Regions from separate parts of the Mus musculus genome. Here regions 1, 2, 3 and 5 are each linked to region 4. A link is a loop called in an ENCODE intact Hi-C map of the cell type or tissue named here. Cell type or tissue: left cerebral cortex. All regions are shown on one strand.

Region 1 (4,000 bases), 60 kb after region 4:
GGCTGCATTTTGAGCCCCAGAGCAGTCAGAGATGTGAGTAGAAGCATATTTAACAAGCACCTCTGTGAGCTTAGTTCTCGCCAGACCAAAAAGGATCCTGGCTTTGGCTTCTGATACATTTCCCAGGAGCCCCCTCTGCTGGACTGTCGTCACTTTCCAGCTCACAGCAGAGACGCAAAGATGTTATAAAGGGATGTGGCTGGAGTCAACAAAGGCATCCTACCTTCAAGCAGGTGCAGCATGCCCCCAATGAACACAATTGTGGGGCAGGGAGTGCGGGGTGGGGGGGAGAGGGAGTGGGAGAAAACCCCTGTCCCATCAGAGTTCTGATGCTCTGGGCGGGCGGACTCGGAAGGACTGTCTTTCCCCGCGCTTTCCCCACAGCCCCGCGTGGGTGTCTGGGTGTGAAGCCACTGGCCCCAGCTCGGCGGGTGGTGGACAAGGGGTAGTCCTAGGCACCAGGTTCTCAGCCATCGGACCTGGTGCTGAAGGAAGGAGAGGGCCGGGGGAGAGGGAGGCGCTGGGTGGTTCCCACGTGGGTAAGAGACCTTGGTCTGGTCAGTGGCTGGAGCGCAGGAAGGCCTTCTAACGGGAGGTTAGATGCGGCTGGTTATGGGAAAGCCTATCCCATTGTTGAAGCATAGTGGGCCTTGATGAGCAGAGACAGTCTCCGAGCTTTGTTGTAGGAAGGTAGGGAGAAAGAAGGTAGAAAGAGGGAGGCTGTCCATGGCCGCGTGGAGGGGGGTGGGGGGGAGGGAGAGAGAGGAGGGCTAGAGATGAGAGTAAGGATGGTGAGAGCTTAAAGAGTGAGGAGGGGCCAAGCAGCTCCTTTTATAGTGGGCTAGGCTATCTTGCTGTTGCCAGGTAACTGGGGGTGGAGTCTAGCCAGAATGCCAGGAGCTTGGGACTTTGCCTGACTTATAGACACAGAATCATGGAGTTGGGGACTCTGTGGTGTCAGGCACCTGACTCTGGGAACGTGGCTCGCTTTTCCGTCTCTTGTAGAGTTTTCTACTGGGTTGCCGGAGCAAGCCTCATTCAACCAAAATAGACTGCCTATCGTGGCCTCCCCCTCCCCTCCCCTCCCCTCCCCTCTCTCTCTCTCTCTCTCTCTCTCTCTCTCTCTCTTCTCTCTGTTATTTGAGACTAGAGAGATGGCTCAGTAGGAACGCCTGCTTCTTTCCCAGAGGACCTGGATTTGGTTTCCAGCACCCACAGCAGGTGGCTTGCATCCCCAATTCTAAAGAATTAGAATTAGAGTCTTCTTTGGGACTTTCACACATGTGCTGTACATAAACTCATGTAGACACATACTTATGTAAAAATGAACACATAAATGCCTAAGAAAGATGGGTTTACTTTCTTCTCTGTGACTGCCTGTTTGCCTGTACACGTGCTTTTTCGGTTTTTGTTTGTTTGTTTTTGGTTTTTCGAGACAGGGTTTCTCTGTATAGCCCTGGCTGTCTTGGAACTCACTTTGAAGACCAGAGCATGTTGGATCCCTTGGAACTGGAGTTGTAGAGGGCTCTGAGCCAGAACTGAACTGTAGCAAATGCTCTTAACCCATCTCTTCAGAACCCCGTTTTTCTTTTACTCTTCCCTACCCTGCTCCCCAGACAGGGTCTCAGTATGTAGCTCTGACTATCCTTGAACTCACCGTAGAACTCACAGAGATCCTCCAGAGCACTAAGACTAAAGGCATGAGCCACTACACCTGGCTCCCCTTTCTTTTTTTAATTGTGTGGGGAGGGAGTGTACAGCGGTGATCCCCTTGCTTCAGTTTCTCAGGTAGCTGAGACTAAATGTGCATCATTCTTTGGAATGAGGTGCCTGACCGGAGCTTTCCCCATTCCTCAGCTTTCTATTTTTTTTTTTTCTCCAAGATTTATTTATTATATGTAAGTACACTGTAGCTGTCCTCAGATACTCCAGAAGAGGGCATCAGATTTCATTACGGATGGTTGTGAGCCACCATGTGGTTGCTGGGATTTGAACTCGGGACCTTCGGAAGAGCAGTCGGCACTCTTAACCACTGAGCCATCTCGCTAGCCCTCAGCTTTCTATTTTTACCCGGTAATGTCCAAGTGTAAGAGACCATCATACCTCATCTCCCTGAGCTAGTCCTTCCTCCAAGTGACCACTAGAGGGCACAGGGACTGTGAGCTGAGGCTGAGCTTCGGGCCAACCCCGGGGGCAGGTGCCAGACAGAGTACTGAGCTTTCAGAAATAGAGCAGAGAAGGCCCTGCCTTATTGAACCCTAGGGAAACCAGGTCTGCAGGTAATTTTCCCTACGTCCCAGCGCTTCATGACCTTTAAGACAGGCAGTTGTCTGGGTGCATGCACACGTGGAAGTTCAGGGGGACCAGAAAAGCACCCAGGGTTCTGCAGTCCCTAGCCTTGACCCCAAAAGGCAGCTTGAAACCTCAGGGTCCTTTTCCAGACAGCCTGGCTGTATCTGAAAGCCCACAGGTAGGTACATTACAGGCTAGAATAACATTGTAATGTATCAGGCCGAGCTTCCTGAACAAGTTGGGTTTCCATTTACTGTAAACAATCCTGCTTGTCCAGTGAGCCACAGGCTGAAAGGAGGAAGAGGAACAGGCGTGCTGTGAGTGCTCAGCAACTGGATGAGGCTCAGTGGCAGCCTGGCTGTAGCTGGAACAGACAGGGCCTCCCAGAGAAGCCTGTGGGGAGCCTGTTTAGAGGTTGCCCCGTAAATACCAAGGGACTACAGACCTGGGCTAGGATCCAGCTCCATCTACCTGCACTCTAGTCACTCCGCTCCCAGGCTTCAACATATTTCATCTTGGACATGGGCATGCAGCTCAATGGGTAGGGCACTTGCATAGCACACAGGAAACCCTGGGCTCTCTCCTCAACACCACAGGAACTGTACATTGGGGTACATACCTGTAATCCCAGTACCTGGAAGGTGGAGCTCAAGGTCAACTGGATCCAATGAGACCCTGCCTCATAAGGGGTGGGGGGGGACTTGGCAGCAGAAAAAAGACAGCTCCTCCTGCCCTGTTGCCCTTAGCTCTACTCCCTCAGACTGCCCTCTGAACTGGTCCATTTGCACACTACAACGTGTGCTTGAGCCCACGCACACAATCAGTAGGCAGTTGTGTGGTCCCTGCCTATAATCTTTGGTCTGCAGATATAGGAGGCAGAGGCAGAAGGACCAGAAATTCAATGTCACCCTAAGGAACACAGTGAGTGTGAGGCCAGCCTAGGCTACAAGAGACCCTGCCTGACGCAAAGGAACAAATATGTGAAGAAACAAATGGAAGACGAGTCTGTGATGGGCTGGCAAGTGGGCTCCACAGCAAAGACCCCTGCCCTCATGCATGACAGCATGTGTCCAGTCCCCAGGGCCCACGGTGCAGGGAGAGAGCTGGCTCCCACAAATTGCCCTCAGACTCCACAGTTGTATAAATAAGTAAATAAAATATAAGTTTAAAATATTAAAGATAAGCCTGTTTGCTTCCAGCTGGGTTTCCTGAGCTTCAGGCAGCAGCGGGATGAAGGGAGGTGAGTGTGCCCAGAATGTAATTCATTTTAAAGTCTTAGCATAAGGAAGTGGGTGGCAGTGCAGTGGAAAAGCAAACCAGAAAAAGGAAACCAAAAAATGAACGACGTAGAAAAACAATGACAGCGGCTTCTCCTTCCTCCTCTTCCTCTCTTCTTCCTCCTCTTCTTCCTTGCTATGCTCCAAGGTCCAAGGCCTAGAGTCAAATGTCTGTTTGCATTGTTTTTGGACGTAAGGCGCAGTTCCGTAGCCCAGGCTTGGAACTCTGGATCCTCCTGCCTCTCCTACTGTGTTACGGGTGGGGTGTGTGCTACCACACCCTGAGGAGTCTCAGATGCCAACAGGAGATGGCTGACTATGCAAAGTAATAGATATTCACTGAGCTCCAGTTTGCATATAGAATAGCGGCATTTACAACTATAGCCTCATTGGCTGAGTGACCTGAAACTGGTCACTTACATCTTCTGTGC
Region 2 (4,000 bases), 120 kb after region 4:
AATGTATTTCTATAGATTTGGTGATGGGGTTGTCTGCCACGTCTTATACACATTAGGCATTCATATTTTTGGGGTGTGTGTGTGTGAGAGAGAGAGAGACAGACAGACAGACAGAGAGAGAGAGAGAGAGAGAGAGAGAGAGATTGAGATCGATCATCGATCTGTAGTCACATTTGATGTAAAAGGTAGCCCCCGGTGTCTTGAGTGCTGACCTTTATAAATGACAGTGGTGCTGAGAACTGTTAGGAGACTGTTAGGTGAACGCTGAAATTGAGTGTGAGTGTCTATGGCAGTGAAAGATCCGTGTAGTGTGAGCGAGGCCTCAGTTCCTAGTGTTGTGCCTAGAGGAATGGTCAGTGTTTCTTTGTCAGCATGCTAGATAGCAGAAGATGACATGTGATGGATCAGCTGTACAGGTGCCAGGGCGAATGGCCAACTGAGCCCTATATATTGTAGAAGCCAGGTATCCCTGGCAGTGGACCTTCAAACTTGGACTGTCTTTCAGGTGGGACTCAAAGAAGCATACTGGCTATGTCGGCTTAAAGAATCAGGGAGCAACGTGTTACATGAATAGCTTGCTGCAGACCTTGTTTTTCACAAATCAGTTACGAAAGGTAAATGAATAGTATTCCTTTCAGCAGCTTTCTGCCTTCTCTTCTGCAAGGTATGTTAAAGGCCCAGCAGATACTCTCTTACCTCCCCAGACAGCAGCCCTTTTCTCTGCAGGGAGGCCTTGCCAGGATGCCTTTAGTCTCTGGTGGTGGTGGGGACCACCTGGTCTTGGAGCTAATTGATGTGATCAAATTTAAAAATAGAAACACCATAATGATAACAATTAATTGATTTTAGGGCTAATGTTTCTACCTTTAAAGTATATTTATTCCCAGGCTCCCTCTGACCTTATTTAGAGTCTGTGTAGTACTGGCTCTCTTGTAGCTGACAGGCTGGCCAGAGATCACTCCACATTAACCAGATCTGCCTGCCTGGTTAATGTGGAGTGCTGGGATTAAAGATAGGTGGCACCACAGCCAGCTCCACACCCTCTTCATAATGTTCGGGAGAGGAGGTGTCTACACATGCTTCTAGACTGGCTTTAGTCACTTAGTAGTCTTTGTGGTCCTCCTGCCTCGGCTTCATAATAAGCAGTTTGAGGCTAATGATGGAGGGTGGTGCTTTTCTGACTGCAGACAGTATGGAGTAGGACAGAGAAGGTACTTGTATGTGTGTCTCATCTGCTCGCTTCTGCGACAGCTGCTCTTGAGGTGGAAGCTCGCAGAGTGGTAGCTTGAGTGCCATCTGCATTTCATCCTCTCTGGTGCCTAGACACTGGCAGGGTTAAATGTGCACACCCCAGGGAGTGAGTGCAGGGGGAGCTGTAGGTGACTTAAGTTTTTTCTAAATTGTCTCTACAGACATTTGATGGTTTTACAAACTTGAGCCCCTAGCAAATTGCTTTACTCCTTATGATATTAGAAATGATACTTTTACCTAAAATTAAACACTTCTAAATCAATTCTTTTAGGCTGTGTACATGATGCCAACAGAGGGCGATGATTCATCTAAAAGCGTCCCTTTAGCATTACAAAGAGTGTTCTATGAATTACAGCACAGCGATAAGCCCGTAGGAACAAAAAAGCTCACAAAGTCATTTGGGTATGTATCAGCAATCCGCCTCCATTCTGCTTTCTGTGTAAGGGACAGAGTGGAGACAGGAGAGACCGGCATCTGGCTCAGGCAGGCTCAGGGCTGGCCCCAGGGCTTCTATCCTTTCCCTCTTTGGAAGTAAGGCTTTGTGTTAGAGTTTTTCCTGAAAGATTTCACCACTTTGCTTTTTGACAAAGGGGCGTGTCTTGCATTGAAGTGTATGTGACTTGTAGTTACCACCTTTTAGATTTTAAAAAATTTAAAATTTTCACTGACTGCTAATAAAATTCAGTTTAATCTTTGCATTATGACAATCCCCAAGATATTCTTTACATACAAAAAAAAAACTACCTACTGAATTTGAGGCTAGAGGTTAATTGAATTTAGTTTGCAGTCTAGATTGCATCTTAATTTACTCCCTTGAAATTCAGAAATTGAAATGTCGATACTCCTTTTCTCTTTGAAAGGTGGGAAACTTTAGATAGCTTCATGCAACACGATGTTCAAGAGCTTTGTCGAGTGGTAAGTTTCAAGCAGCAACTATTTGGTTGTCAAAGTGAATGAGACAATGCTAGAGGTCTTTACCAAGTAGTTTCACAACTAAGACTAAGGTTACCTTGGCTTAGGACTGATGTGTAGGCCAGAGTTAAAAGAGTGCTGGGATCCCACCAACATGCCTGGTTTAGGGCTCGTCTAGTTTCGAACTGTGGGAAACTGAGTCAGAAGGTGATGTGATGCTGGGGAAGGTTGAGCAGATGTAGCTGTGAGTAGTGGGTTTCTCACTGATTGCCTGAGCATATGCAAAGGAGTCACAAATCAAGGGAAACTCACTTTGATTAGGCAGCTGCAGGCACTACAGAGGTGGTGCTGTTGCCTGTCCCCATTAGTCACTAGTCATTCGTTCCTGGATTGAGGAAGGACATAGAAGCGTGCTCACGCAGACTTGGAATGGATGTTCAAGGTGATTGGCTGGGCAAGGTGTGTTTTCTTTTTTGCAGCACTAGCTGGATTGAATCAGTTCATTAAATATCCATGGACAAACCAGTCAATCCTGTTGACAGGCTCAACCTCATTAATCTCTTGGTGTGGACCATTCCGAGTTAAGTTTAGTGATCAATTTACATGCTTTTCCACAGAGGTAAAATAAACATAAAAAAATGCTTCTAAAGGCACTCGAGATTACTAATTCATCCCAAAGACTGTGTAAAAGGTTAACCTCAACTATTGCATGGAGATATTTTTTGTAAAAGCAACAAAATCCAGCCAAGAAAGATTTTGTATGTTTTTTTTTTAAATAATTGCATGCCAAAGGTAATATATTTATAGTCTAGAAATTCTTTGTTGGCATTTCCAAGTAAAGTGTTAAATTACTATGCATTACTCAAGTATAAGTTGTTTTTAATGCGCAAATCTTCTCTTTCAGTTGCTTGATAATGTGGAAAATAAGATGAAAGGCACCTGTGTAGAGGGCACCATTCCAAAGTTATTCCGAGGCAAAATGGTGGTATGTGAGCATGCGCTTTAAAGAGTGGCTTTGGGAGACTGACAGACTGGCAGCCAGTGCTGACGCTGCCTCTCTTTACTTACAGTCCTATATTCAGTGCAAAGACGTAGACTACCGTTCTGATAGGAGAGAAGATTATTATGATATCCAGCTAAGTATAAAAGGAAAGAAAAACAGTAAGTCTTGTTTTCATGTTTCATTGCTGCTCTCGCTCAGTGTCTCATTAGGAACAGGGATTGTGTTATAATTAAGGTTAGATGCAGGGAGTGACATCTTAAGCACACAGCACATTGGGTGACTACCTGCTTCTGTGTATCCAACTCTCAAGAGCCGTGTGTCCAGCTGCCTGGAAGCCTCTTGTGGCCTGCCCAAGCCCTGGACCCCCTCCCCATCAGAGGAAACACTCTAGCATTCAGCAGCTTGGGCTGGCCTGGTTGTAGTCTGAGCCTTTTTCAGCATCTTGTTCCTGTGTGCTTCATGTGATCCTTACAGGACTAGTGGCTTGATCATCACCTAGTGTTCATTTTAGGGGCTTTTATCTACCGTATTGCTTTTCTACAGGTTCAGGCCATTGCTCTCATTCATTTCCTGCTTGCATTTATGGCAGGCTCAGCATCATTTATCTCGTGGTGTGGACTGATACCTAAGTTTAGTGATAGTGTATGTGCTTTTCCGCCAGACAGTCAAGCCAGTGTAAAAAATGATTCTGTGTATCTCATTGTAAAGCCTGTTTAACAGGTTAGGCTCCTGATGTAGATGAGTTTTTCCTGGGCATAGATTGGATTGCCCGGGGTTTTATTTGTACCACTGTCTTCCAGTTGGGTCCCCTTTCCTTTGTTGAGCTGGAGTTGA
Region 3 (4,000 bases), 92 kb after region 4:
TGGTTATTTTCCTTGCAAGTCATGAAGTGCTAGAAAAGGCTCTTTTTTTATTATTACTAATTAATTTTTTGTGAAAGCAAGTTGTTCAATAGTATTTGCAGTACGACTATCCCAACCCCCTGCACCCAACTCTGGGTGACCTTGGGAAGGAGGAAGGGGCAGGTTTCTGGTGAATCAGGTGCCTTTGGGACCTGGTAGGAGGAAGTTCCTTGATGGGAAGCGTTCAGGCCAAGATGTTCTTGTTTTGTTGTTGATTTGTTTGAGTCCTGGTTGGCTTGGCCATGCCTCCAATTCGAAGAGATCCTACTGCCTCAGCCTCTGCCTCCGCCTCCCAAATTCTGGGATTAAAAAGGCATGTGCTACCCCCCCCCCCCCAAGTCAGTTGGCGCTTAGGCCTTAAATCAATCAGATTTTCCCTCTTCAAATTTCTTGTATTGAAAAGTTCGCTTTTAAAAAAATTTGACTCCTAAAACTTAGAAAGGTAGACGCAGGAGGATCAGGTGTCCATCAAGCACCATGAAAAGTTCCAGGCCAGCTTGGACTACCCGAGAGACTCTTTCCCAGTGGACGATCGTGGCCAACCTGATCTCCTAGAGAGGAAATAAATGAATGCTGGGATAGGTGAGAGCCGAAGGACTACACTTTGCCTTATTGGATCTAGGGTGCAAAAGAGTTAAGTTTCCCACGTATTTGCCCGGGTGAGAATCCCGGGGCCGGTTACGGGCCGTAAAACGGCGCCGCGCCTTGGGCTCCTTGTCCAGCCCAGTTCCCGCGAGCACCCCTACCCTCAGCCGGAGCCCCGCGGCCCTGGGCTGCGCTCCGCTGCCTCACAGAGGAGACCCCGGCGCCCCGCTCCAGCAGGGCTGGCGGGCGGGCGGCCGGCGCGCGGGGTGGGTGCTCCTCGGTGGCGGCGGGCGGGCCGCTCCCTGCTCCGCCTCCCGCTCCGCCTCCCGCTCCGCCCGCCGCCCGCCCTCGTCTCGTTCGCTCCGCTCTCGCCCCCCATGCGGATGTGACATTTCACGCCGCCGCCATTTTGAGAGCGAGCTGAGCCGAGCCGAGCCGCCGGGCGCCGCGTCCGCTGCCGGAGCCCCGACGACGACGCCGAGGAGGCGGAGGCCTCAGCGCCCCGAGCGCGGCCAGCCGGTCACCCGCCCGCGCAGCCTCAGCGGTCGCCGCCGCAGCCCACACCCGGGCCCGCAGGCTCGCCGCGGCCCGCCCGGCCTCCAGCCTTCCGCGCCCGGTCCGAGGCGGGGCTGACTACGCGGCCCCCGCCCGGCCGCCCTCCGCCCCCGGCCGGCCCGCGGCCCCGCAGCCCCGGCCCCGGCGGCGGGAGGCGGGCCCTGCGGCGGCGGCGGCGGCGGCGGCAGCGGCGGCCGCAGCGAGCGAGGAGGCCGCCCGGCTCGGCCCGCCGCCGCCCGCCCGCCTCGGCGCCGAGATTGGGCGAATCGCGAGCAAGTACGTGCGCGTCTCCCTGCCGCCGCCGCCGCCGCCGCCGCCCGCCGCGGGCCGCCCCGGGGCCGCCGCCGCCGACGACGCGCGGGTAGGAAGAGGAGGAGGCCGCCCCGCCGCCGCCGCCGCCGCCGCCTCTGCTAGCAGCCGCCCGCCCGCCGGGCCCGCAGCCCGGGCCTCCGGCCGCAGGCGAGGCCCAGGCCGCGGCCGACATGAACCACCAACAGCAGCAGCAGCAGCAGCAGAAAGCGGGCGAGCAGCAGCTGAGCGAGCCCGAGGACATGGAGATGGAAGGTGAGGCCCGCAGCGGGGCCGGCGCTTTCATTGTGGTCCGGGCGGCCGCGGGAGCCACGCGAGGGCCTCGCCATCTTTAACCAGGCCGGGCTGCCGCTCGGCCCCGCTCGGCCCGGCGCTTTTGCCGGGCCGGGGCTGCACAGTCATGCGGCCCGGCGGGGGGTGGCCCCGGACCCCCGAGTTCACGCATTGTGCAGCGCACGGGCTGCTGGGCACAAAGCGCCGGAGTCGTAAATTAGGATCGAGGTGTGTTGGCTCCGGGTACCCAGGTTGGGAGGCGGGCCCCGGGGACCGTCCTCTTTCCGGGGTGTGTGGCTCTGGCCAGGCTGGTTGGGCCTGCTCCCCGGCCCCTGAGCTCTTGGGGTGGGTATGGGAGCGGGTGCGCAGGTTCCCCTGCACCTGCTTCTGAACGCGCCCCCGGAGAGCCTCCCCCCAATAACTTCCGAGCGCTCTGCCGGGCGTCGCGCTTAATTGCGGAGACACCTGCAAGGCGCGCAGCTGCCCTCAGCCTTTGGACTTGCTGGGAAAGTACTCAGGTTCGCCTAGTTTATAAGTTACCTGGGCTTGTGGAGGAGTTTGGGTACCTGGCTGTAGGTGGTGCCGTCCACGTCCGGCTAAAAAGTGTGCTTGAAACTATGGAGTTCCGCCGCACATGGCTGGCCTACTGCAGAAGCAGATTAAGTTCTGGAGGTAACTATGTTTTCTACCGGAGCCGCAGGAATTTATCTTGGTACTGGATTTTATACTGTTTGTAGAGCTTCGCTATCAAGGTTTGCTGTGAAAGCGCAGTGGAGGGACTCTGGCTTCGGGATCTCATGCTGGGTTGGTCATTTTCTTTTCTTTTGACTTGGTACTTTAAGTGAAGGCAGTATGCGCGGTTACCTGCCCTAAAGGGGTCAGACAGGCAGGAATCCCAGTGAGGGGCAATGAATGGACCGTTCAGCAAGTGATAGTGGCTTTCATAAATGAATGAAGGTTCCTAGGAAGTTGGGGTAAAACTGTATTTGTTGTGTATGATGTAGCATGCTCTAGGCTAGGAATACTGACTCTTGACCCCCCCTGTGAATAACTTGATGGTGATCAGTGGGAATCAAACAATTGTCTGACCATGCAGCAGAGGGAAAAAGGCCCTAGGGGGCCGGGGGAAGGGGGAAGCTGAAGTTCATGCCAAGGACTAGGCTGTTTCTCTTGGCCTCAGCAAATCAGTAATTTCAGAGTGTCTGGCAAGTGCGATTAAACCAAATAGCTGATGGAACTCACCTTTGGGAGATTAGTGTACTCCTTTTATGCTATAATTTCATGCACGTCTAAAGTGGAGAGTTGCTCGGAACGTGAACATCCGTTTTCCTTTCAAGTCTTCCTCACTGCTCCTCTAGGGCTTTGTGAGAATAAGATTGGACAGCGCTGGGGGGGGGCATATTTCTGATACAGACTGTATCTGGAAAAATGTCTATGTCCAAAGTTTTGACGAGATTAGGGTGGTGGAAGATCTTCACAGGTTTTTTTACCCATGATATCCTGGGCTTCATGCTTGCTTCCCAGAGTTTTCTCGTGAAACTTTCATTTTCTATCAAAGTTAGTATTTGAGTTTTAGTGTTTAATGGGTGTTGTGGCTTTCAGTTTTCTATTCTTGCGCTAATTCTGTAGAAAATGCAGTCTTTCAGGGCTGTGGCCATGTGAGCTAGTATAGTGCTTTGGTGTGGGAGTGCACGTTAGACAGTCTTATTTTAGCTTTGCACTCCGCAAATAGGGTACTGTGCTGTTGTCAATTAGGATCAGGAAGGGTTGATAACTTCTTCCAAAGTCCAGAATAGCCGAATTTAGAGTTAACAACTTCGGTAGGTCTCACAAGCCGGGCTGCAAATGGGATCTAGACCGGAGCTAATGGCTAGCACCATTATTTACTTGGGTTTGGTAGAGCCAGCAGCTGGAGGGGGTCAGAGCTATGACCAGCTTGGGAAGGAAGGCTTTGTGAGGCGTATCCTGTCTGCCTTCCCTCTAGGGCAGGGTGGTTTCGATGGAGAGGGAAGCTGGGAGACTGGTTCTGTTGGTTGTAATTTCCCCTCCTATCGGTAGTCAGGGCTAGTATGCTAGTATGCGGTCCTGCCTCACTCTGTCAGAGTTACATTTGTTCTTGAGTGACCACACAGTGCTCATACATCCACTAGAGAATTGGTTATTTTAAGTTCTTAGGAGTGCTGAGGAAAATTAGGAAGGGAAAAATATGGGGAGAGAGAAAATGAGGGTCTGTTTACTG
Region 4 (4,000 bases):
TAGGGGATTGATGTCTCAGGCACTGTAGAGTAACCAGCAGCCCCCTCTCAAGATTGACAACCAAGTGTCCCGTAGGCACTGTCATACGTCCCCGAGGGAGGAATAGGAGGCGTGTCAAAAATTGCCTCTGGATATCTAGCTAGAACACCACAGATATTCTCAAGTTGCAAGGCATTCAAGGTTAGCAGAAGCTGAACTTGAGAGGAGAAAACACACTCAGAACATCGGCTGTCAACCGGAACGTGGCCTGCCCTTCCTCCCTCCCCGCCTACCCTGGCAAGACAGCAAGGTTATCTTTACCTTTATAGAGGTTGGTGACGGCGGTGGCTGCGTTTTGGAAGGGGACCCAGAGAGAAAGTCCTGGCTGCTGACACACTCGGTCTGGAAACAAAAAGGGGGGAAAAAAAACAATAGGGGGGGGAAAAAGACACACACAAGGACATAGAGAAAGAAGAGAATGTTATTTGGGCGTCACTCACTCCGGAACGGCCATATTAGGTTTCGCCATTTTGTTCAGGATTTGGGGATCCCAAAGGGAGCGTGAGACCGGAGTTACTGGGTCGAGGAAGGGGAACCTGACAACAGCGCAACCCGAGTGGCGAACGCCGCCCGGCAGGCTCAGGGAAGCGCCCCTAGCAGTCTCCGCCCCGAGGCCGGCTCGGGGCACAATAGGGCCGCCCCACCGCCTCCTTCGCCATTTTGTGACAGGGACTCCTCCCCTACCCCCACGATCCGACCGGGGACACCCGGACCGGTACGTGGGGACCCTCGGGAGGTACTCTAAATCGGGGGTCTCCCCATCCTTCATCGTAGTTTTCCCCCTCCCAGGGTAGCTCCTCCGTCGCCGTCCTGCGGGTCAGATGGCCAGGGGTCCGCGGCACGGCCCTCCCCTCCCAGTCGTCCGGCTATCCCCGCAGGGTGCGAGGAGCCGCCAGGTCCCGGGGACCGAGCCGGGAACCGGGGGGAAGAGCAGCTCCGCAGGCCGGGGCGGCGCCAAGATGGCGGCGCGGCCTCACCTTTGTAGAGCTGAGCCACGGCCGTGGCCGAGTTCTGGAAGAGATGCCACAGCTTCTGTTGCTTGTGCTCGGGCTGCGCGGCGGCCGCCGCCTCCTCCTGCAGCTCGGGAGACAACTGCTCGTCCTGCTCGGCCTCGGCCAGGCACTGCCGCTCCCACTTGGAGAACCAATGCTCCGGCCCGTGCTCCTGGATCTCCGCCTCGCCCTCCTCCTTCCGCTCCTCCATCCTCCGCGGCCTCCCGCGGCCTGGCCGCCGCCGCCGCGTCCTCCTTAAGCGCGGTCCCCGCGGGAACGTCGTCGTCGACAGGCCCGGGAACGAGGGGCCCGGCGGCCGGCCCAGGCCTCTGTGCAAGCCCGCGGAGCCGGCACCCACCCCGCACAGCCCGAGTCCTCTGCCCACCAACCCCGCTCCGAGGTGCCGCACCCTGCCCTAGCCTCGCCCGCACCCCTTTACCGCCCACCCACGGCCCCGCGGCCTCGGTCCGACCGCCGCCGCTCTCCAACCGGCGTTCCCTGTCCGGCCTGCGCCGCCGAGCCCACCTCGAAGACTGAGGAACGTCGTCTACGGCGGCGGCGTCGACGCCTCTGCGGCGACCGGGCCCCGCCCTCCCCCGCCCACATGCTGACTGGAAAGCGCCGCCCACTTGGCCAGCGGCGCTTCCCCGGCAGGAGGCGGTTGGGGCGCGCCCACCGTCGACCTTCCCCATTGGCCCGCCGCAACGGGTTCCGCGTGCTGGCCCCTGAACGCAGCGTTCTGATTGGCTTACCCGCCTGTCGAACTGATGTCATCAATGGGCGGGGGGCTGGGGGAAGGAGTAAATGTCAGGGAACTTGAAGACTGTAGAGCAGGGAGGAGTTGACAGTGTTTGCGTGCGACCAACCAAAGCAGAAGAAGAAATATCTGTACACTGGAGCCAAGGGATTGCGCTTGCGCGGTGCTCGCTTCGCTCCCGCACCCCGTCTGAGAGTCACGTGACTCCGCCGGGTGACCGCACCCCGCGGGGGCCTTTCCCGGGCTTGCAAGTGCATGGTCACGCAGTGTTTATGTGCTGACTCCTCGAGTTCCTGAGAAGTGCAGTCTACCTCTGTTTGCAGCGCCCTTTCTATGTTTTTTTAATGCCAGAATTCCCAACCTTAGTGGGGCAAGTAAAGCGTGTGAATCCAAAGGAAAATTCTCCGGAGGTGTGAGCGACCTGGGGACGCTCACCGAGATTTCCCGGAGAAGGGGACCGGAGGGAGCTGGACACCAGGGCCGCCTGGCGGACAGTGCGCCCAGCGCTAGTAGCGGCCCGGCACCTGTCCCATGCACGCTCCCGGGACACGTGCGACCGCCGCGTCCCGCCCCCGCCCCCCATGTGCAATTGCTGGCACCCGGGCCCCTGCACTGCTCACTCAGAGTGATCAGTGCCAGGAAAGAGGTCTGGAAGCCTGGGAACAAGAGGGCAGCACAATGACGGGACCTCTCAGCCTCTGAGCTGACAGCTTATGTATGCCATCTGTACTGGATGGAAGTCCTGCAGGATCTGATCCTGCCTGCTCTGGCTTCTCCGGACTTCTCCCTGATCTGTCTGGTTCCCAGAGCCTAATCTCTGGACTCTCTGAAAGTTCATATTCCATTTTCCTTAGGACTAGGCTCAAAGCCAGGTGTGCTGGTGCTCTTTGTTTTGTTTCCTTCTTTTTTTTTTTTTTTTTTTTTTCTTTTTTGGTATTTCGAGACAGGGTTTCTCTGTATAGCCCTGGCTGTCCTGGAACTCACTTTGTAGATAGACCAGGCTGGCCTTGAACTCAGAAATCCGCCTGCCTCTGCCTCCGGTGCGCCACCACGCCCGGCCTGTTTTGTTTCTTGAAACAACTTTTTTTTTTTTTTTTTTTGGTAGTTTTGGGATTGCCTTGAAATCATAGAGATCCTCCTGCCTCTACCTCCTGGGCGCTGGGATTAAAAGCCTTTGCCACCACACCTTGTGATGCGTTTTTGTTTTTTATTTTGTTTTATGTATAATTTATTTTAATTTTACTTATTTTTGTATTATATTAGATAATATGTAACATTACATTATTGTTATATTTTATCTTATTTTTTATAATTTGCTTTATAAATAATTCATATTTTAATATATGATTCATAAAATCTTTATTTTAAGTGCATTAATGTTTTGCCTTCATATGTATATGGCGGGAGGAGTGGGTGTCAGAAGCCCTGGAACTGGAGTTGTAGATGTGAGCTGCCACGTAGATGCTGGGAATTGAACCTGGGTCCTCTAGAAGGGCAGCATGTGCTTTTAATCTCTGAGCCATCTCTCTAGCCCCTTGTTTGTTTATTTGTTTTAAATCTTAAATTGTCCCCAATGATGCCTAAGCAACATTATGTATCACAAATCAACACCTGGACCCTTCAGATGCCCAAAACCAGCTTGTAAGAAGCAATCTGTCGGCAGTTGGAGCACCAACTGCTCTCCTAGCGGTCCTGAGTTCAATTCCCAGCAACCACATGGTGGCTCACAACCATCTGTAATGGGATCCAATGCCTTCTTCTGGTGTGTCTGAAGACAGCTACAGGGTACTCATATACCTAAAATAAATAAATCTTAAAAAAAAAAGAGCCTTATAGGGAACATGATATTTGGGGGGGAGGGGGGGAAGCAAGCACAGTGGAACACAGCTGTAGTCAATCCCAGCACTCAGGAGAAATGTTACAGATTGAGTTCTGTGTAAACCAGGACTTCATAGGCAGATCTAACCTCAAAAACAGACAAACAACAATAACCACAACAAAAACGCTGTACAAAAGTCACAGGGCATAAAATCAAACATAGGAAGAAGACAAAAAGTCCCAGCCTGGGATTAGAGTACACTCAAAAGGAAGGAGTTTCTCTGCCTTGGGGGTGACACATAGATAAGTTCCTACTGGATAGGGCAAGATAGAATAAAAATGTAAGCCATTCTTTCTGCCTATCTTGGCTACGTCCTCCCAATTTGTTCCCAAG
Region 5 (4,000 bases), 140 kb after region 4:
GTGGTTTTCTTCAACACTAAAACTCCCTGTGGCTCCTCTGAGGCCATTCCCCCTTTAGCAGAGCCTTGATTGAGCCAACTGTCCCTGTGACCAAGCACATCTGGCAAGGAGGAATACCATATTGCTTTCCAGCTGTTTGTTAGGGTAAATGTGCAGTTACATTGATGAAGCCTGGCAGGGTGGTGATCCCAGCCACCGATGAGACTAGTCTGGGCTACATAGTACAAACCCTCTCTCAGAGTAAAACCCAAGTCTGGTTGTGCCACATGGGGAATAGGTACAGCCCTTCCTGGAATGGATGTCTGTGGAAGCTGATGAGGGACAGAGGTCAGGTGCTTTTGTAGGAATTGGGGCTGTCTTCATGTGTGGGGCCCTCAGCATGTTGTCCCTGTCCCAACCCTGTGCTATCAGACAGTAGCTGCCCCCATGGCAGAGTGCCTTGTGTCCACTCTCTACTTCAACTTCTGGCTGCCTGTGGCCAAGCACCAGGAATGGGGCTCAGTTCCTAAGGGAAGGGACAGTCACTTTAATCTGTTGCACATAGTCAGAGCCAAAGTCCAATGTCCTCATTGGCACTCAGTTTGATCCTAGGGACTGCTGAGATGCAGTTCTTACAACCTGCTGGCTTGAAGGAGCTCCAGGGGACTTCATTTCCCAGGTAGGCAAAAAGCTCCATCAGGACCAAATCTCCTTGTGTCCTTCAGTTTTACTGTTGGTGGACATGGGTGGTTGTGAATGAGACCTGCAAGCTGGGACCCTCTGCTTTGAGATCATTCTGAGGGCAAAACTTGGGTATGATAGTCTCTGTCCCTCCCTGCCAGGGGTCACTGGCCCATGTTAGGTTATGTGCCTGGTCTGGCTGAATGGCAGGGCTAGATGGCAGGTCCCAGCTTGTACCTTCAACATGTTTGGAAACCAGACTCCAAAAGGCCTCACGGTCTCTGAGGTGAGCTCACATGTCCTTTCCTGCCAACCAGGATACTGGGCTCTTGGATGTTCTAGCTCAGTTTTCCAGGCTTGGGCTTGCAGTAGGAGGAGGTGAGGGGGTTGGGAAGGCACCTTTAGGTTCGTCGAGGCTGAGGGGTAGTGTTAGCCTTCCAGCTAAGTGGCGTGCACAGTGCTAAGGGCGCATTAAAGCTGTCCGACTTCTCTCCCTGGCCCTAGCTCACTGTCCCCAGACCAGCTGCAGGGCAGATTTCCAAGGTGGACCTGCTGGGCAGGGCTGGCAGCAGTAGGCTGGGAGTGGGCACAGAGGCCTGCCATGGTGGCTGCTGATAGCACAGCCATGGCACGCCACACCCACCTGTCCACTCCAGTGATAAGGCTGTCACAGAGGGTGGGGTGACCGTAATCAGCACCGTCCTTTTAAGCTCACACGGATGCCGAGTAAAGCAGGACCTTCAGGCAGCTGCAGCACTGTGGGTTTCTTCCACTTTCTATGATATGGGCAAGCCTGGGGTCTGTGGGGAGGGGGGGCTCACGGCCTAGGCACTGTGGAGTTGAAAACTGAGACACTCTTGTCCAGGAATACAAGTCAAAGCCCAACATGTTGCATGGGGGACAGAGAGGGACCTGAACAGGGAAGGGAGCTTTCAGGTGAGCTTGGAAGGGTCATCCAAGGCTTGCTTTCTGTCTGAGGCCCACGCTGACTTGGCATGATAGTGTGATCTTGTATCAGGTCTATTTCTATGCTACTAAGGTTCGAAGTTCTGAAGTCCAGTTTCCCAGTATTCCCTCCATTGCAGGTGGTAGACAGGCTTGGGGGTGAGGGAACCCCTCAGGTCTGGAGAGCTGCCTGCTTTGGGCAGTGTGCCTCGCCCGACTTTCAGGCTTCTAGCAATCTCAGCCTGGAATGCTTGCTAGCCCACCCACAATGCAACTACCCACTCATCTACAGCTTTTATATCAAACTAATACAGGGAGGCAGACTTGAGTTTCTGGCTGCCCATGCATTCAGTCACCAGACCGCCTAGGCCTGGATTTCTACCTCTGTCAACTGGTGCAATGCTACCTCCCTGTGGTGAGTATGGGTATTACAGGGAACCCAGCACAGATCAGTGGCCCATGTACCTCATGTGCCTGTCATTTCCCATGTCCCCCTTTCTCTTATTCAGATAATTTACTCGTTTCTTCACCCTTTCTACTCATATAGTGATAGCTACACCAATATAGTTGGTTTTTTCAAAATTAAATGGAGCTCCAGTGTGGTAGTTCACACTTGTCAAAACAGCGGTCAAGAGGCTGAGTCAGGAGAGGATGGTGAGTGCCAGGCCTGCCTGAGATACATAGTAAGCTCAAGGCCAGCCTGGGCAATTTAGTGAAGTCCCTGCTACAAAATGAAAAGGAGGGTTTGGGATGTAGAGTGCTTGCCTGTCATACGAAGCCCCTGCTTCAATTCTCAGCATTGCAAAGACAAAAATCCAATCGTTCTGAAACTGGATTTCCCTGTCCCTCCTTCCTGATCTTGCCCCTAATGCTCATCCTACCCAGAAGTCTCACCCACGGGCCAGTTTGAGGTCTTTTAACAACCACTTCCTTCCTGTTGGCTTCTTTGCACCGTGACCTTGGGAAGGAGTCCACCCCAGGAGAGGACTCAGCAGGACCCCTTCCTCCCTCCCCAACTTCTCTTGTAGCCTCTCCCTAAACTTCTGTTAGATCTTAGGGGTGTCAGGCTCATGAGTCTTCCTGGAAAAAGCACTGAAGGGATGGGCTATTCTGGGGTGCATAGAGAGGGTGCTGCCTGGGTGGGGTCCGGAGGGAGGTAGCAAGCACTGCACATGGCTCCAGGTCAGCTCATTGAAAGAGTATGATCTGTGAGTTCCAGGGCAGCAACTGTTGCTGTGATAAACTACTCTGGTAAGAAGAATGGAAGGGAGAAAGGGTCATTTTAGCTCCCAGGCATCAGCTTGAAAGTCACCTGATACCCACAATCAGGAAGCAGAGATGGATAACTGCGTGCTGCAGCCCAGCTCTCTTTTTTTTTTCACTTAACCAGTCCGGGATCCCAGCCAGGGAATGGTGCTGTGCACAGCGGGCAGGTCCTCCTGCCTCCATAAATATGATCACACCTCCTCCACCACGCCAGGCAAGGCACCTTGCCTAGACAGGTCTGGATCTGGACAACAGCAGCAACAGATTTTTCTTTCTTTTTTTTTTTTAAAGGGCCAGGCATTTACTATGTAACTAAGGCTGGCAATCCCCACCTCAGGCTCCCAAAGAAGTATTGAATTCTTGTCCATATTAACTGCATCATTAACTGTCTGTTAGCCACAGGTGAGGCTGGTGAGGGCGCAGCAGAGTGTGGGGCAGGTGGAGGGGAAGAGACTGGGCGAATAGAAAGGCAGGCTGCACTGGAGACCCTCCCCATACACCCACTCCTGCAGGAGAGGGCTCTCGAGACCCGGTGAGGTCCCCCCATTTGTCTGTGTGTCTGCACATACGTGGGTGCACCTGTGTAGGTGTGCATGTACATAAGTGCACAGTCATGTGGAGGCCCAAGGTTGATGTACAGGATCATCTTACTCATGTAGGCAAGGTCCCTCAAACCCAGAGCTTGCTCACATGGCTAGTCTCACTAGCCAAAGCTTGCTCTGGGAGCCTCTTTCTGGGACTTGGAAGGCTGGGATTACATGTGTGCTGCCCGCCCAGCCAGCACTTGTGTGTGTTCTGGGGATCTAGGCTCTGGTCCTCACTTTTGTGAGGCAACTCCTCTTAATTACAGGGCCATCTTTCCATGCCAACGCAAGGGCTTTGTCGGCTGCCCGGGGCATCCAGGGGAAAAGGCCGAGGGGCTGCTGGAGAGGACAGAAGCCTAGGGAGGTGGCCAAAGGAAGCTCAAGCAAGCCTGGGGACAAAGCAGGCTGAGGAAAGCTGCTAGTGGGTGGCCAGAGGACATCTGCAGCCCTCGGGGCTAAGGATCCCAGACTGCAGAGACCCACGGTGAGGAAAGGACCACGCTCTCTTGGCACTGCGGTTAGGGCACTGGTCCCTGAGGGAGCGG

The links. A loop is a pair of places that touch in the nucleus more often than their neighbours do. Peaks named below come from ENCODE experiments on the same cell type or tissue, not always from the same donor. Only the 100,000 strongest peaks of a DNase experiment are listed, where the experiment ranks them.
Region 1: it touches region 4 in a loop (4-fold over the local background); 3 of 42 quality-filtered maps call a loop at or near these places.
Region 2: it touches region 4 in a loop (2.0-fold over the local background); 4 of 42 quality-filtered maps call a loop at or near these places.
Region 3: it touches region 4 in a loop (6-fold over the local background); 15 of 42 quality-filtered maps call a loop at or near these places.
Region 5: a loop joins it to region 4, with 2.2 times the contacts of the local background. A loop is called at or near these places in 5 of 42 quality-filtered maps.

Annotation. Positions count from the first base shown.
Region 1 is chr16:8,767,409-8,771,408 of GRCm38, reverse strand. No RefSeq gene overlaps it. Among named protein-coding and RNA genes, the nearest start is that of Gm25805, 3.1 kb to the right of the region's middle. In left cerebral cortex, CTCF peaks have their summits at 149 (motif pointing left) and 2,133 (motif pointing right); DNase peaks (open chromatin) are centred at 2,628, 2,799, 3,591, 3,811 and 3 more places; H3K27ac peaks cover 1,759 bases.
Region 2 is chr16:8,704,252-8,708,251 of GRCm38, reverse strand. It overlaps Usp7 (ubiquitin specific peptidase 7), which reads left to right. Exons shown (of 31, transcript NM_001003918.2): 6 at 506-614; 7 at 1,523-1,653; 8 at 2,112-2,166; 9 at 3,068-3,148; 10 at 3,234-3,324. Among named protein-coding and RNA genes, the nearest start is that of Gm5767, 25 kb to the right of the region's middle. In left cerebral cortex, no CTCF peak of the experiment used is centred here; a DNase peak (open chromatin) is centred at 1,525.
Region 3 is chr16:8,735,947-8,739,946 of GRCm38, reverse strand. Usp7 (ubiquitin specific peptidase 7) reads left to right here and starts at 1,605. Exons shown (of 31, transcript NM_001003918.2): 1 at 1,605-1,743. The coding sequence starts at 1,662. In left cerebral cortex, a CTCF peak has its summit at 3,794; DNase peaks (open chromatin) are centred at 1,749, 2,050, 2,287, 3,543 and 1 more place; H3K4me3 peaks cover 3,245 bases; H3K27ac peaks cover 1,126 bases.
Region 4 is chr16:8,827,702-8,831,701 of GRCm38, reverse strand. 1810013L24Rik (RIKEN cDNA 1810013L24 gene) reads right to left here and starts at 1,602. Exons shown (of 4, transcript NM_001081400.3): 1 at 1,017-1,602; 2 at 301-381. The coding sequence starts at 1,242. In left cerebral cortex, CTCF peaks have their summits at 1,658 and 2,273; DNase peaks (open chromatin) are centred at 173, 649, 1,188 and 1,856; H3K4me3 peaks cover 2,559 bases; H3K27ac peaks cover 2,519 bases.
Region 5 is chr16:8,684,310-8,688,309 of GRCm38, reverse strand. No RefSeq gene overlaps it. Among named protein-coding and RNA genes, the nearest start is that of Gm5767, 5.5 kb to the right of the region's middle. In left cerebral cortex, a CTCF peak has its summit at 2,025; DNase peaks (open chromatin) are centred at 1,354, 1,979 and 3,021.